Regions from separate parts of the Homo sapiens genome. Here region 1 is linked to region 2. A link is a loop called in an ENCODE intact Hi-C map of the cell type or tissue named here. Cell type or tissue: OCI-LY7. All regions are shown on one strand. Region 1 has its middle 530 kb from the start of ZNF385D-AS1. Region 2 has its middle 63 kb from the start of ZNF385D-AS2.

Region 1 (8,000 bases), 880 kb after region 2:
TACAACTCCTATTTTTAGGAAGAAGGAACTAAAGCTTAGAAGAGTTAAGCAAATTATATAAAGTGCTCCCATTTTAATAAGTTGCAGAGTTAAAGCATGACTAAAACTCTGTCTGATGAAAATTCTTGCTGGGTATTTCAATAAACAGTCATGAAAAGACCTTTGTGCTTAGAGGTTGTGGCCTAATATAGGTGCAAGAAAGTGAACCCTCATGGTACAATCTGTGAATGATATAGTAAGTCTGTTGCATAAGAAGAACTGGCTTTGAGAAAAAAAAAAGCTGCTTGAGAGGCAAGTATATCCTGGACTATTCAAAAAGAAAAGCTGATATCAAAAAGGAGAACTGATATACTTAAAAACAAAATAAAACTGCCACCTCTCCCACTATCCCACCCCAGTGATATCCTAAACACCAGGATGGAAGAAGAATTGAAAGAGAAAAGAAAACATTCATGCAAGAATGTACATTGTTAAAGCAGGTACCTTGCTAAAGCAGATATAAAAGGACCCAGAAAGAGCAAAATGAATGGTGATCCCAGAACTGTGTTTCTCTTCTAGCTTGGCTTCAGAGCTAGCTTTCTAGCTCCTACCAATTGCTCTCACAATGCCTTAGCCACAGCGTTTATCCATGCATCTTCAGTGAGCTGTGCCACATCGACATGCAGCTAAAACCCTGTACATGGTCAGCTATGATAATGAATTGTTCTGCATAATGATTTTGCATGTCCATGCCCCCACTAATAGAACATCATGTCACTGCTTCGTTAATCTGATTGCAAAGATTTTGTCGGGCTCTGCCAGATGTGGAGAATGGCTTCCTGAGCCCTGAGCTCTGATTAATCATATCCTGGGCTGTCAGATCTATAACTTGAGCAGCAAGGAGACATGCGTCTCTTATTACAGGTTATAAATGCAAACACTCAGGCTGTTGCTATTATCCAGTAACAGTGGCCCAGAGGCTCCAGATCTTTCAGTGTTTCAAAGAAATCCAGAAATCCATATTTTCTATAGCTCATGGGTTGGATGCCATATGTGGACCAAAGAAAATACATCTGCATGTGGCATCCAACCCATAGGCTACTTTACCTTACAATGTACATAGTACTCAATTGTTTATCAAGTGCTTCACTATTGATTATATCACCTGCAACTTGGAATGTGGGTAAGATAAACACCATTCCCTTTCTATAGGTAAGCAAAATTTAATTTACAGAGGTGAAGTGATCTGTTTATAATTGTATACCTAGGGAGTAGAAAAGACTAAATGCTGATCTAAGCCCTAGGACTTATGGTCATTTCAGCAACCCTAAAGTTCTCATAAACTTCCTTCTATGTTAATACAACTTGTTTGTCTTCTAATGTCATCTGTTCCCTGGTGACTGTTTCTGCTCTCCTGACCACTGCACATCTGTGACATCTGCTCAGCTAAAGTTAGTGGCTTCTATCTGTTGCCTGGTTCTAGACTTCGTGTTTGGCTTCAACTTATGCTTTGTTTCTAAAATCTCAAATCTCCTGGGTTTTTACTTCTAGCCCTGTTCTCTACGGTTCAAGACCAGCCCAGCTGATATTCAGCTAAAAATAACATTGTGTAACACATAGTTTATTACATAACTTAGTATTTAATAGTCAATGCTAATTGAATACAGAAAAGTGAGATTTAAATGCGGTTTAGATAACACACTGGTAGACAAACCCAGAAGAGGGGAGCAGAATTTATGTACAATATGACTCTTTATATGTTTGTTTTTCTTTCAAATTATGATAAGTTCTCATCAATGTAAAAGGCCATTATTTTACTGTTTGTAGTGGTTTCAGCATCTCTGAGGTGGGAAACAGTGGGTACTGCTGCTTGAAAATGAAAGAACTAAGTGCTCACTGTGCACCTCACTCTGTGGAAGAACTTTATAGACTTTTTTCATGGAGTACCTCAAACAAAAGGAAGTACTGATACTTGGAAAACATTAGTCGTAAGATGATATAGATGCTTCTAATTAACCATAGGAATCAAATTATCTATCATTTTCTTGAGTTTCTACATTGTGCTAGGCCTTCTACTAAGAACTATAAAGATGACATTAATAACTTACAATAATTTCCAAGATAGGTTTTAGAATTTTAGTCTATCACAGTTAATGGAATTGGGACCTAGAAAACTCACATAGAGTGTAGTGAATCCAGGATTTAATCAAAGCCAAGTTAGAGAGGTTCCTTATACCATAGAGGCTCCAAGGATACCACCTACCTTTCAGGTCACATAACTTCAGAAGGAACTGAACTAACTAAAGTGAGCCTTGATTAAAGCCCATAATAAACAGAGGTTTGAGGTAAATGCAGAAATTTCAAGTAAGAGAAGAAACTAATTGTTTGTTCCTGCTATGGCACAGCCACAAAGTTGATCTTTGGTGAGAATAATGAATCTATTTCTACGGCCTCCATTTTCTCCATGTGTTTATTTTTTCTTTATTCTTTTAGAAAAGGGATAGGTTTTCTTTCATTTTGTCTTCTTTTAGTTTCTCTGTTTTCTAGGTTTTCTTTCATTTTGTTTTCTTTTAGTTTCTCTATTTTCTAGGTTTTCTTTCATTTTGTCTTCCTTTAGTTTCTCTATTTTCTTTTTCTTAAAACATTCCTTTATAAAACTACAAGTTTATTTTGAGTGAACATAAGATGGGTTTGTCCCCATTCTACCCAACGTGTTTTAGTGAGCCCAAAGAACATGCAGGGTGAAGACATTATCAGTTCAGAGGGGGACCTGTGGTCCACTGGAAGGCAGGCATTGAAGAGACAGAATTAGAAGCAGCTGTGGTCAACTAAGTCCTTCCGTCCTACAGTTTCAGCTTTGTCCTTCCATTCATTCTTCTAACAAAGCGTAAAGTTTCATTCCTATGCTTTACCAAGAAATAGCCAACTAACCTCCACAATTGCTTAGATTCCAAAGTTCAGAGGACAGAGCACAACTGTGTCATTTTTTCCCCTACTGTGTTTTGAAAAGGTCCTATTTTATGTTTTATTGTATATCCAACAAAATGTGCAGGGAAAAGGCAAGCCTTCAACAAAATCATAATTTATTCCTAAAAGACAACTCTGAACTTACCCTGCCTTAAATCACAGCAGTCTACAATTTCAAAAACCAAGTGGAACAAACACGCCCCCACAGGAACTTAAGAGTAATAAAAATACAGAGATTGAACCCCAGACTCCTCAGTCCTCAGAAAATAACTGTTTCAAGCAGCAGCAGGTCGGCATATCTGTAAGACTGGATCTGTGTTATACCAGTGGGTATAGAAAGGACATGTGGCTGAACTTCAGCAGTTTTCTTGTCCAGAGAATTATTGCTTGCTTCACTTTGTACATCTGCTGAGTACTTAGAAAGGACAACTAAAATAAAATCAATGCCAGGTAGTTCTAGAGGAAATGCTTCCATGGATTCTGATTTCACCATCTTAACATGAGAAGAAGGATAGGGGATATGATATCATTACAGTTTATTGACATAGAAGCGAAAGAAGTAATACGCTTTCCACCCTGATATGCAATGAGAGGTTCAAGACAGTACTTGAGAAGTGAGAGGAAGAGAGCAGATAGGAGTCAGGACTAGCTTGCAGCTCCTGCTCACACGGACAGAGCAGCATGTGGAGACTCACATCATGAACTTTTGCTCCAAGAACTACCACAGGAACATACCAGGAAAGGCAAGAAAATACGCAGACCCTTTCAAGGAACTGGATCACCGCTGCAGGCTCCATGAGACACTGAAAAAACCGTGAGTCGGCTTGCTTTCTCAATGAAAAGGGTCACGTTCTGGGGCAAGTTCTCAGCCCTGGTCACTAGCTGCTAGGAAATAGACTTGGTACTACTGGGCGGGTACAGTTGGAAGTGAGACAGATCTTTAGGACTGCGGGCTATGTGGGAGTGGGGTGAAGCCTATGACTGCCAGCGTCTCGTCTCTCACTTACCTAGTAACCTGTATGACTCAGCAGAGGCAGCTGTATCTTCCAGGGAATATGATTTCACTGGACTGGGAATCGCACCCCCATCCCCCACAGCAGCCGCAGCAAGCCCCACCCAAGGAGAGGCTGAGCTCAGACATGCCTATTCCTGCCCCCACCTGGTAGTCTTTCTATACTCACCCTGGTAGCTGAAGAAAAGGTCATAATCTCTTGGTAGCCCTATGGGGCCCTTCCCACCACTTGAGAAACCTGAATACTTAACCAGGTATTCCTAGGGCAAGTCTGCATTCTCTGTATAGGACCACAGCTGATGTGCTCTGGAAAGCGCCACCTCCTGGCTGGAGACCAACCAACACAAAACCAGCACAGTAAACAAAAACACAGCCAGGGACCTTCACACAGTCCACTTCACTCCCTTGCTACCTCCACGGGAGCAGGTGCTGGTATCCATGGCTGAAAGACCTGACGATGGATCACATCACAGGACTCTTTGCAGACACTCTCCAGTACCAGCCCAGAGCTCAGTAGCTCCACCAAGTGGCTAGATCCAGAAGAGCAAAAGCAATCACTACGGTTGGGCTCTCAAGAAGCCCCATTCCTAGGGGAAGGGGGAGAACACCACATCAAAGGAGCACTGTGTGGGACAAAAGAATCTGAACAGCAGCCCTTAAATCCTAGATCTTCCCTCTAACATAGTCTACTCAAATGAGAAGGAACCAGAAAAACAATTCTGGCAATATGATAAAACAAGGTTATTTAACACCCCAAAAGATCATAGCAGCTCACCAGCAGTGGATCCAAACCAAGGCGAAATCTCTGAATTGTCAAAAAAAAATTCAGAAGGTCGATTATTAAGCTAATCATGGAGGTACAAAAGAACGGTGAAGTCCAACTCGAAGAAATCAAAAATATGATACAGGATATGAAAGGAAAATTCTTCAGTGAAATAGCATAAATAAAAAAGCAATCACAACTTGTGGAAATAAAAGACACACTTAGAGAAATGAAAATGTACTGGAAAGTATCAGCAATAGAATCAAAGAAGCAGAAGAAAGAAACTTAGAGCTTGAAGACACAGCTTGCAAATTAACCCAATCCCTCAAAAGCAAAGAAAATAAATTTTTAATGAACAAAGCCTTCAAGAAGTTTGGGACTATGTTTAACATCCAAACCTAAGAATAATTGGTGTTTTCCAGCAAGAAGAGAAATCTAAAGTTTGGAAAGCACATTTGAGGGAATAAACAAGGAAAGATTCTCTTGTCTTGCTAAAGATCTAGACATCTAAAAACAGGAAGCTCAAAGAACACTTGGGAAATTTATTGCAAAAAAGTCATTGTCTAGACACATAGCCATCAGTTTATCTAAAGTCAAGACAAAGGAAAGAATCTTAAGAGCTGTGAGGCAAAAACACCACATAACCTAAAAAGGAAAGCCTATTAGATTATCAGCAGATTTCTTAGCAGAAACCCTGCAAGCTAGAAAAAATTGAGGTCTTATTTTTAGCCTCCTTAAGCAAAACAATTATCAGCCAATAATTTTGTATTCAGCAAAACTGAGCTTCATAAATGAAGAAAAGATAAAGTCTTTTTCAGACAAACACTGAGAGAATTCAACACTACCAAGCCAACACTACAAGAACTGCTAAAAGGAGCTCTGAATCTTGAAACAAATCTTCAAAATACACCAAAATAGAATCTCCTTAAAACATAAGTTTCAAGGACCTATATAACAATAACACAATAATAAAAAAGGTATTCAGGCAACAAATAGCAGGATGAATAGAATAGTACCTCACATAGCAATACTAACATTGAATGTAAATGGCCTAAATGACCCACACTTAAAAGGTACAGAATGGCAGAATGGATAAGAATTCATCAACCAAGTTTCTGCTGTCTTCAGGAGACTCACCTAACACATAAGGATTCGTATAAACTTTAGGTAAAGGGGTGGAAAAAAATATTCCATGTAAATGGAGATTAAAAGTGAGAAGGAGTAGCTATTCATATATCATAGAAAATAAACTTTAAAGCAACAGCAGTTAAAAAAGACAAAGATGAACTCTATATAATGATTAAATGACTAGTCCAACAGGAAAATGTCACAATCCTAAATATATATGCACCTAACACTGGAAATCCCCAATTTATAAAGCAGTTACTACTAGATCTAAGAAATTAGGTAGACCACAACACAATAATAGTGGCGGACTTCAATTCTCCACTAACAGCACTAGACAGGTCATCAAGACAGAAAGCCAACAAAGAAACAATAGACTTTAACTATACCCCAGAACAAATGGACTTAACAGATATTTACAGAACATTCTACCCAACAACTGCAGAATATACATTCTATTCATCAGCACATGTAGCATTCGCCAAGATAGATCCTATGACAGTCCACAAAACAAGTGTCAACAAATTTAAGAAATTAGAATTTACAGCAAGTACTCTCTCAGACCACAGTAAAATAAAATTGGAAATCAATTCCAAAAGGAACCCTCAAAACCATGCAAATATGTGGAAATTAAATAACCTGCTCCTGAACAATTGTTGAGTCAACAATGAAATCAAGATGAAAATTAAAAAATAATTTGAACGGAATGCTAATAGAGACACCACCTGTCAAAACCTCTGGGATCCAGCAAAAGTGGTGCCAAGAGGAAAGTTCATAATACTAAATGCCTACATCAAAAAGTCTGAAAGAACACAAGTAGGCAATCTAATGTCACACCTCACTGAAGAGGAGAAACAAGAACAATTCAAATCCAAACCCAACAGAAGAAAAGAAATAACAAAGATCAAAGCAGAACTAAATGAAATTAAAACAAACAAAAGAAACAATACACATGATAAGTGAAACAAAAAGCTGGTTCTTTGAGAAGATAAATAAAATTGATAGACCATTAGTGAGGTTAACCAAGAAGAGAGAAGATCCAAATAAACTCAATTAGAAATGAAACAGGAGATATTATTACTGATAATAATACCACAGAAATACAAAAGATCATTCAAGGCTACTATGAACACCTTTATGCACATAAACTAGAAAACCTAGAGGAGATAGATAAATTCCTGGAAATATACAATCATCCTAGATTAAACCAGGAAGATATAGAATCTGTGAACAGACCAGTAACAGGCAGTGAGATTGAAATGGTAATAAAAATAATTGCCAACAAAAACAAGTCCAGGATCAAATGGATTGACAATTTAATTCTATCAGACATTCAAAGAAGAATTGGTACCAATCTTATTGACAGTACCCCAAAATATAGAGAAAGAGGGAATCCTCCCTAAATCATTCCAAGAAGCCAGTATCACCCTAATACCAAAACCAGGGAAGGACATAACAAAAACAAAAAAAAGAAAAGAAAACTACAAATCAATATAGCTGATGAACATAGATGCAAAAATCATCACCAAAATACTTGCTAACTGAATCCAACAGCATATCAAAAAGATAATTGACAATGATCAAGTGGGTTTCATACCAGGAATGCAGGGATAGTTTAACATATGTAAATCAATAAATGTGATACACCACATAAACAGAATTAAAAACAAAAATCACAATCATCTCAATAGATGCAAAAAAAGCATTTGACAAAATCCAGCATCCCTTTATGAGTAAAAACCTCAGCAAAATTGGCATAGAAAGGACATATTTTAAGGTAATAAAAGCCATTTACAACAAACCCACAGCCAACATTATACTGAACAGGGAAAAGATGAAAGCAATCACCCTGAGAACTGGAAAAAGACAAGGATGCCCACTTTCTCCACTTCTATTCAACATAGTACTAAAAGTCCTAGCCACAGCAATCAGATAAGAGAAATAATTAAAGGACATTCAAATCAGTAAAGAGGAAGTCAAACTAGTTTGTTGCTGTTTGCTAATAATATGATCATATACCTAGAAAACCCTAATGACTCATGCAAAAAGCTCTCAGAACTGGTAAATGAATTCAGCAAAGTGTCAGGATACAAAATTACAAATCAGTAGCTCTGCTATAAACCAACAGTAACCAACCTGAGAATCAAATAAAGG
Region 2 (8,000 bases):
TTATTAGCGAATATGTGCCCAGGTGTCTTCATTGTTCGGTGATAATAAAATGTTTTGTGATATCGAACATCACTGAAATGTAATTTTATCTCCTTATTGTGCATTGTTTCTTTTTTGTTTTAAAATAAATTGGCCTCAAAAGTAATACTTAAATGCTAGAGGGATGGAAAGTTGTACATTTTCATTCACATACTTCCTAGTCTAACATTTGACGATACAAAAATACAATCCCAGTGCACATGATTTAGTCATCTTTCTATGTTTATAAAATAAACCTCTAGGTGGATAAAGAGGAACAATAAGTTTTGGTTGATATAAAGGTGGAAGCTAGATGGTTCAGTTTTTTAAAAACTAACAAATAACAACAAAAATAATAAATCCATGCTGGGTATTGATTAGGCTTTAGCTGTCTTCTTTTCGATACACACTAAGATAAGACTCCAGTCTCAGTCTTGGTTAAATTAATATGGTGATCACATGAATGCATCTATATGAAGTTCTGCGCATATAATCCTAAATCAAAAATTTCTGTTTGTGCACCCATACACCCACTGTGCAACTAGGGTGGGCTAGAGGAGAAGCAAGATGCCTTCTCTGAACATGTCATCCAATCCACCAGATGGTTCATAGCTTACCTGGAAAAAAAAATCTGTTTGATGTTTGTTTCTCCTCTTGCTCAGTCACTGTCTCATCTTAATCGTCTGAAACCTAGAAAATAAATGAGAGTTAGCCACAATCAGCACACCCTATATAAAATAGTAAGGAGAAATGGAAGTAGAAAAAAGGAGAATTTAGTTAGCTAAATAAATACATGATGCCGTAAGGGGCATAAAATAAAATAAGGATAGCCGCCACAGTCTTGATTTTGCAGCTAGTCATGAGACTACGGATACTCAGAAGAAGCACATTGGATCTCCTGTGTTTGAGGTATATGTTCTTATTATATTGTTCTTACTATATAGTTCTTAGTAATCAATATCAGTCACCCAGGCAATGTATTAATCCCCCTCTTGCCTGTTTATCAATAATGTGAGAATTCTGAAATAGCCATGTGGCAGGCTCAAGAGAACCATTATTGTATTCTCTGGTCTAAGCATTCTTATCTCAGGTAGTAAAAAACCCCTCCAAACTAGCAGAGTCGAAAGGGGCAAGACTATTGCAGCCTCCACCTGATCAGCCAAAGTCTTGCCTTTAATAGGTCTGTATTCATGTGTACTTGGGTGATAACGTCAGCAGTAGCTATTTCATGACTGCCTTTCAAGGACTACCAATATTCCATACTCTAATTGTAACTCATTCCTCACTGCCTACAAACACAGCCATCAGAAAAATGATCCCAGTTTTTTTCTTAAAGTTTTGCTGCCTACAATGACTTCTAGAAGTCTGTGTCTTGGCCAGAATTCTCCATTGCAGACAACAAACTCACCTCTGTCTAGTTTAAGCATTTAAAAAAAAAAAAAAGTATTAAGAACACATTGGAGAAATACAAACACAGAACCTAGTGCGAATGTCAAGAACATTTTCTGATATCATATCATGAGCCCTTCCCACCCCCTGACACTCCCAAAAAGGAACTACTGCGTCTCTCATATCCATGCATCATTGCATCAGAAAAATAATACTGTAATTTCTGGCTCTAAAATCACACAATTTGTACCACAATCAAGTACCTCCTAAATAGGAAGCTCTTTTATAGCTGTTGGTTCGAGGGACGTGCTGCCCTGTTCATAAAAATATACCAGGGGGAAAAAAAGGCCCAGGCCCCACCTCTTTGCCCCCATATAATTCAGTTCAAAATTAAAGTACCCCATAGGTATATCTGATTGTAGAACCCAAATCACATATATGTGCCTTAGTGTTAAGGGAGGCAGAGAAATTTTTTGTTTTATTTTGTTTTTTTCATTTACCTTTAGGAAGTTGGTATCTACACCATGGGTAAGTATCTATTAAAATATAGATACTTGAGGCAGCCACGAGTGACATATATCCAAAGCATCAAAGATCCCAAAGGTCAGCTCTTTCCTACTCAAACTTAACATGTTTATCATGTAAACTGTTCAGGTGATGTAATTACAGGCATCCCAAGCTTCTTTTTTTCTGGTTTCCATTAACATTCTTGCCAGTGGAAACATAGAGTCACAACATCTCTCTTACTGTCATATTGTCATGGGAGCAGGGATATATCAGGAGCCTCATTAATTCCAAATGTCGAAGAGAGGAATTCCTTACACAAGTCAAAAATTTTACTTTAATGTGGCCCAAGTAACTATTTCTCTAATTAAAATAATTGTCATTGTCGAAACCGCAAAAATTTTGGTGACATCATTTGACATTTTAAAAAGTTCTACAAATTAGACACAAAATTTTTGATTTTAATGTAAATCAAACTTCTAGGAGACTTCATAGACTCTTTTTCCTTTCCCTGCCATACGTCCAAGATCTTAACATCCCTTGACTGCCTGCATATTTCCATCTTGCAAACTACTATTCACTTTCTTTTATCATTTAGCTCTTTCCTAAATATTACCTAGTTGAATCCCCTAAACTTGGTTTCACTTCCCACTCCAACCGGTCCTGCATACTGCCACTATACTTTATTTTCCCCAAAGGGAAATCTTTCATGTTTAAAAACACTTCAGTGGGCCAGGCATGGTGGCTCATACCTGTAATCCCAGCACTTTGGGAGGCCGAGGTGGGCAGATCACTTGAGGTCAGGGGTTTGAGACCAGCCTGGCCAACATGGTGAAACCCCATCTCAACTTAAAATACAAAAAAAAAAAAAAAAAATTAGCCAGGCATGGTGCTATGAGCCTGTAGTCCCCAGCTTCTCAGGAGGCTGAGGCAGGAGAATCACTTGAACCCAGAGGCAGACGTTGCAGTGAGCCAAGACTGCGCCATTACACTGCAGTCAGGGTGACAGAGTGAGACTCTGTCTTAAAAAAAAAAAAAAAAAAAAAAAAAAGCCACACATTTCAGTGATTCAACCATAGCAAAAAGGCATCTTCCAGCTACTTGTAGGAATCTCATGTCCGCCATGTTCTGACTCCTATCTTTTTGAATATACTTAGCTCTTACCAGTTACCCTGGTGAACTCTAATCAGTCAAATAGAAATACCTCATTTTCCATATATACCAACCTATTTTTAATCTGGGTTTTGGAACATGCATGTCTTTGCTTGGAATGTCTTCTTTTCCACACCACAGATTCTTATTTTACCATCTGTTGCGTAGCTCTCCCTGGCCTATCTGCTATTTACTCTGTGGTATTCCTACTTCACTTTATGCATGCCATCATTATTGTGCTCACCTCTCTGTGTTTTGCTGGGTGGTGATTTTTGCTGTTTATAAACATCTGTGTCCTCTCTTTGCCATGAGCTCCTGGTAGAGGTCACTTTATATCTTGACTCTTCAGAGGTTGGCATGGTGTCTGGCATTGTGTCAAGCTCTACGTTTCTTCTGAAAGGGTTGTAACACTGCAGTTATATGCTCACCTAAAACTTATTGCTGCTTGTAAGATTTAAACTCAGCAATATTGAAACCATTGCTGATCATTACTTAAATATATCAGTCATTTAAAATAGACATTTCAGATCTGTGGTTGCTAACTTAGCCACTGGAGGGAGCCCATATACCATGAATTTAGAGGATAATTACAACTCACAAACTATATTAAGTATAAATAATTACAAAGAAGGTCTTTAAACAAAATAAGGTGAGCTTTGCTGTTGTAAAGTCATAGCTATAACTAGTCTTTCAGCTGAAAATAAATAAAAGTGTGTTTTCATCACAAAGATAAATCATATTGCAAAAGAAAGGAAAGAGCAAATCAGAAAGAATTAGAAAGTTTAAAACTCAGGGATGTTTTTGGCTTCAAACATTTGCTCAAAAATTTTTCTTTGCATTTATGCCAATATAATATTTTAATCTTAATTTTTTAACAAATCGTGCTCTCCAAGAGGTAATATTACATGAATTGACTAAGTATAACATACTAGTTCTTAAGATAGTATTTGTGACAGTGGATTATTAACCTAATGGTCTCAATTTGTTTAACTTTAATTATTATAGAGGTAATACTGTTGTTTTTCTTGTTATGTTGTTCAAAGGAAAATAAATCAGAAATTATCTAGCTTAGTGCAATTTAAAAATACGTTTTGATATATATGACTATGCAAGTTTAAAAATTTAAGAGGTTTTAAGGAATGGAAAACATGTATCTAACTGCCTCGAGACACAGAAACAAGTATTCTATCATTGGATATTTTTGAACTTCCTAAGTCCAGGTGAAAGTTTTGAACATGTTAAAAGTTGTTTTTGTAAGTTATCTAAGGCAATGATTATGTTTAAATTGAGCTATACAACCTGTACAATGAAAATAATTTTCCGTTTGCAAGATAAAATTTAAAAACTAAATACAATTTCAAGTGATATTATTAAAAGTCTGCAGAGATGGTTGCCTTATTAGGGAACTAGAATTTACAACCATGGCTTTGATAAAATGTGGAATATCTCTTTTTTAATTCTCTGAGTTCTAAAATAGCTAGACTTGACGAGAGGGAAATTCTCCTTGTTGCCAATTCTCAATTTCCATGCAACTTTCAACCTTCAGAATACTGTTGGTACTCTGTCTTGGCATGGCTAGAATTTCAAATGAACTTCTAACGATAACTGATTTGAATGAGTTCAGGGGGAAAACATTCAATGAGCTAAATTATTTAAGGACACAATAAAGTGCTTAGAGGTTTATATTTCACATAAAGGCTAGTTAAGTAGCCTTTTAAAATATTATTTATGGAGATCATGACTCATCTTTGCATATCTCATGTGCTAATTCCCAGACCACAGACCAGTGCAGTAAAACAGCTCGATGACATGAGTGCCATTTAAGAATAAGCTGTCTGTGCAAGGCACTTTTTTGTTTGTTATTATTTTTTACCATGTTTTACATTTTGTGTCATACCTCCTTCCCTTCCATAAATGTGCAATTCATATTTGGAATGATGTGTATCTGTGCTAAAAGCAGATGTGGATGAGGTACGATGACAATCCAGTTTGTTCTGCCTTATGTCTACAATGCTTCTAATCTACCAATACTCTTCCACATCAACAATACCTGGAATTCTCACCATTTTAGATGAGAAACTTAAAGCTCTGAGAGGTTACGTGACTTACTTGATATCATGCAGGGAGTGTTACAGCCACCATTCAGGCTAGTCCTATTTACCTCTAAATTCTATTTTCTTCTCTTCTCCTATGTTTTTCAAGCTTTTCTGATTGGAGTTTATTGTAAAAATCACACTTTACATAGGACCAAATACATACACGCAATAGAAATTGTCCAAAAAATGCTTATTTTTACAATATGTCACTTACTCTGACATTCTGCATTCTATTCTATTCTATTTCATTTTGTAAAATATAAAACAAGTGGACTTTACAATCCACAATGCATGGTTTAAAAAATCACTAATCTGCATCTTATTTCTTGGCGTTATCTTGCACGTGAGTAAATAGTTTTTGGAAATTAACTTCAGAGGGCTATAGACCAATTGAGGTAAAAGAAGTAGAAAAACTGGTGGAGAGAGTGAATGTCTCTTAAATGTAATTAAATTTAATTTAAATTTAAAGTCTGTTAAAGACCTATGTTTAGCTCCTTTGCAAATAAATAGGACTTGTTTTGGTAGGAAACCAGTAAGTCTTAATCCTGATATTTCTTCAAGTGTATTTTGAGAAAAGTCATGCTTACATTAATGAGTTTTACCAAATCAGTAATGATAATAATAGTTTTAAATCTAATCAGAGCAAAGCACAAACAAGTCTATTTGGAGGAGCAAAATTGAGTTAAGGGTAAGAGCACACTTTGAAAATGATTTCTCTGGATTGTTGTATTCTTAGAGATATCTGGAGGAATTTATTTGGGCAAACCTGAGGCAGTCATTTGCTATTATTTCTCCTTCTAGGTTTCTGTGCTGAGCCAGCATATTCCTGGCACTGTAGCGCTTTCAAAGCTGTGCACTATAGAGGCTGAGAAATTCAGGCAAACATCCCTTTCACCTAAATTCTATATATTCAAATTTTTCCATCTCAATTATAAAAATAAGATTTCATTTGAGGTGTTTTAATTTCCATTGCTTGTAGTGATATTTTCATTCAGAATGCTTCCTATCCCACGAAGCAAGTATTGGGAGTTAATTTTTGAAGAAAAGTTTCAGTTGCCCTCGAAACAAACCAATATCATATAAACTACAGTTAAATTAAAATGGATATTTTGCATGAACACATGGAGACCAGTATCTTTGCTGCTGTTGATAATATTTCCTTGATTTAGTATTTGTGATCAGCTTGGTTCTCACTTTGAAAAAGCTATTAAGCAGACAGAGTGAAACTTTTCTAAATCACATCAATGACAGAAAATCCTATGGATTATTGAATTGGGGGAATTAGTATAAATTTAAAAGTAAGTGAAACTTACTGTGTCTTCAGAACTTTAAAAATATACCATTTAGGGATAATGACAATAGACTACCACCTCATTAATTAGTATCTCAGATTGTTAGAAAACGTCAAGGCCTCTCAGCCTAATTTCAAACTAATGTAACCACTTGTGTTAGAATATTAACTGGACATTTTCCACTGCTGTGACATCAAAGCATTCATTCCATCAATGAATATTTATTATTTCCTGTGTGCTGGATTCTAGTTTAATTGCCAGATACACACAAGTAAAACAGAAATAAACCCATGTCTTATATCATTTACCTCTGAGGAAAAAAGATAGTAAACAAATAACCATATAATGAGGTGTGTGACAATGATAAGGCCATTCAGAAAACCAACAGGATAAGGGGTTGAAAAATGAATGGTGTGGTCAGGATGGCTGGGCAGACATTTGAACTAGTCACGCATTACTTGAAAGCTGTGCTTTAAGGTATCAAAATGTATTTTTTTATATTTTTTTTACCTGTGATCTCAGTGTACTTCCTGGATAGCTCCTTGTTCATTCTATCCATTAGATAGATAATACTGACGATGAGAGTCTTAACAATGAAAACAGAACAATAATAACAATAACGAAATATCTGTTTATTGATTACCTTCTGCGTGTCAAGCAATAATTAGATAAACACTTTCCCTCTATCCTTTTATTTTCATAAAAATCTTATAGAGTATTACTTTAACCATTTTGCAAATGATGAAATTATAACTTCCTAGAAAACCTATAAATTTGCTGTACAACTATTGTCAAAGGTAAAATCCAAACCTGTATTAGTCCAGTTCCAAGTGGGTTTGCTTTTCTGCCATGCTGCTTTAAAAATTCACTTTCTCTTCTCCCACCTTGAAATTCTTAAATACTGTTGGAGACCAAAAACAAAATTATAAAAACAAAAATCGTACAACCAATGTGGTTTGAAACCACTGAAAGTTCATGGTGTCTGTTTTCCTTTGGCTTCTCCATAATGCAAGTCAATCCTTATTTATCTTTTTGACTCTTTATTACCCCTTCCCATCAGCAATTCTTCTGCTGCTTCTCTTGAATACTTGAGCTGCCCATTTTGCCATTTCTCTACTTCCTTAAGAAAATAGCATCTTTTCTCATACCTGTCTGTGTCACCGTAACTTACCTTTTTTCTCTTCTCTTCTCTTCTCTTTTATTTTCTTTTCTGAGACGGAGTCTCACTCTGTCACCCAGGCTGGAGTGCAGTGGCGCGATCTTGGCTCACTGCAACCTCCGCCTCCCAGGTTCCAGCAATTCTCCTGCCTCAGCCTCCTGAGTAGCTGGGATTACAGGGGCCTGCCACCATGCACAGCTAATTTTTGTATTTTTAGTAGAGATGGGGTTTCACCATGTTGGCCAGGCTGGTCTCAAACTCCTGACCTCAGGTGATCTGCCCGCCTCGGCCTCCCAAAGTGCTGGGATTACAGGCATGAGCCACCGCTCCTGGCCCCATAACTTTTATTATACTGCCTGAGTCTACCATCATTCTTTCTTTCCCACTTCT

What was found. Hi-C counts contacts between places; a loop is a spot of excess contacts. Peaks named below come from ENCODE experiments on the same cell type or tissue, not always from the same donor. Only the 100,000 strongest peaks of a DNase experiment are listed, where the experiment ranks them.
Region 1: it touches region 2 in a loop (7-fold over the local background); 2 of 110 quality-filtered maps call a loop at or near these places.

The regions. Positions count from the first base shown.
Region 1 is chr3:21,013,659-21,021,658 of GRCh38, reverse strand. No RefSeq gene overlaps it. Among named protein-coding and RNA genes, the nearest start is that of ZNF385D-AS1, 530 kb to the left of the region's middle. RefSeq lists an enhancer at 3,357-4,556. In OCI-LY7, CTCF peaks have their summits at 3,150, 4,165 and 4,365; no DNase peak of the experiment used is centred here.
Region 2 is chr3:21,890,282-21,898,281 of GRCh38, reverse strand. It overlaps a transcript of ZNF385D not described here. Among named protein-coding and RNA genes, the nearest start is that of ZNF385D-AS2, 63 kb to the left of the region's middle. In OCI-LY7, CTCF peaks have their summits at 3,406 and 3,611 (motif pointing right); no DNase peak of the experiment used is centred here.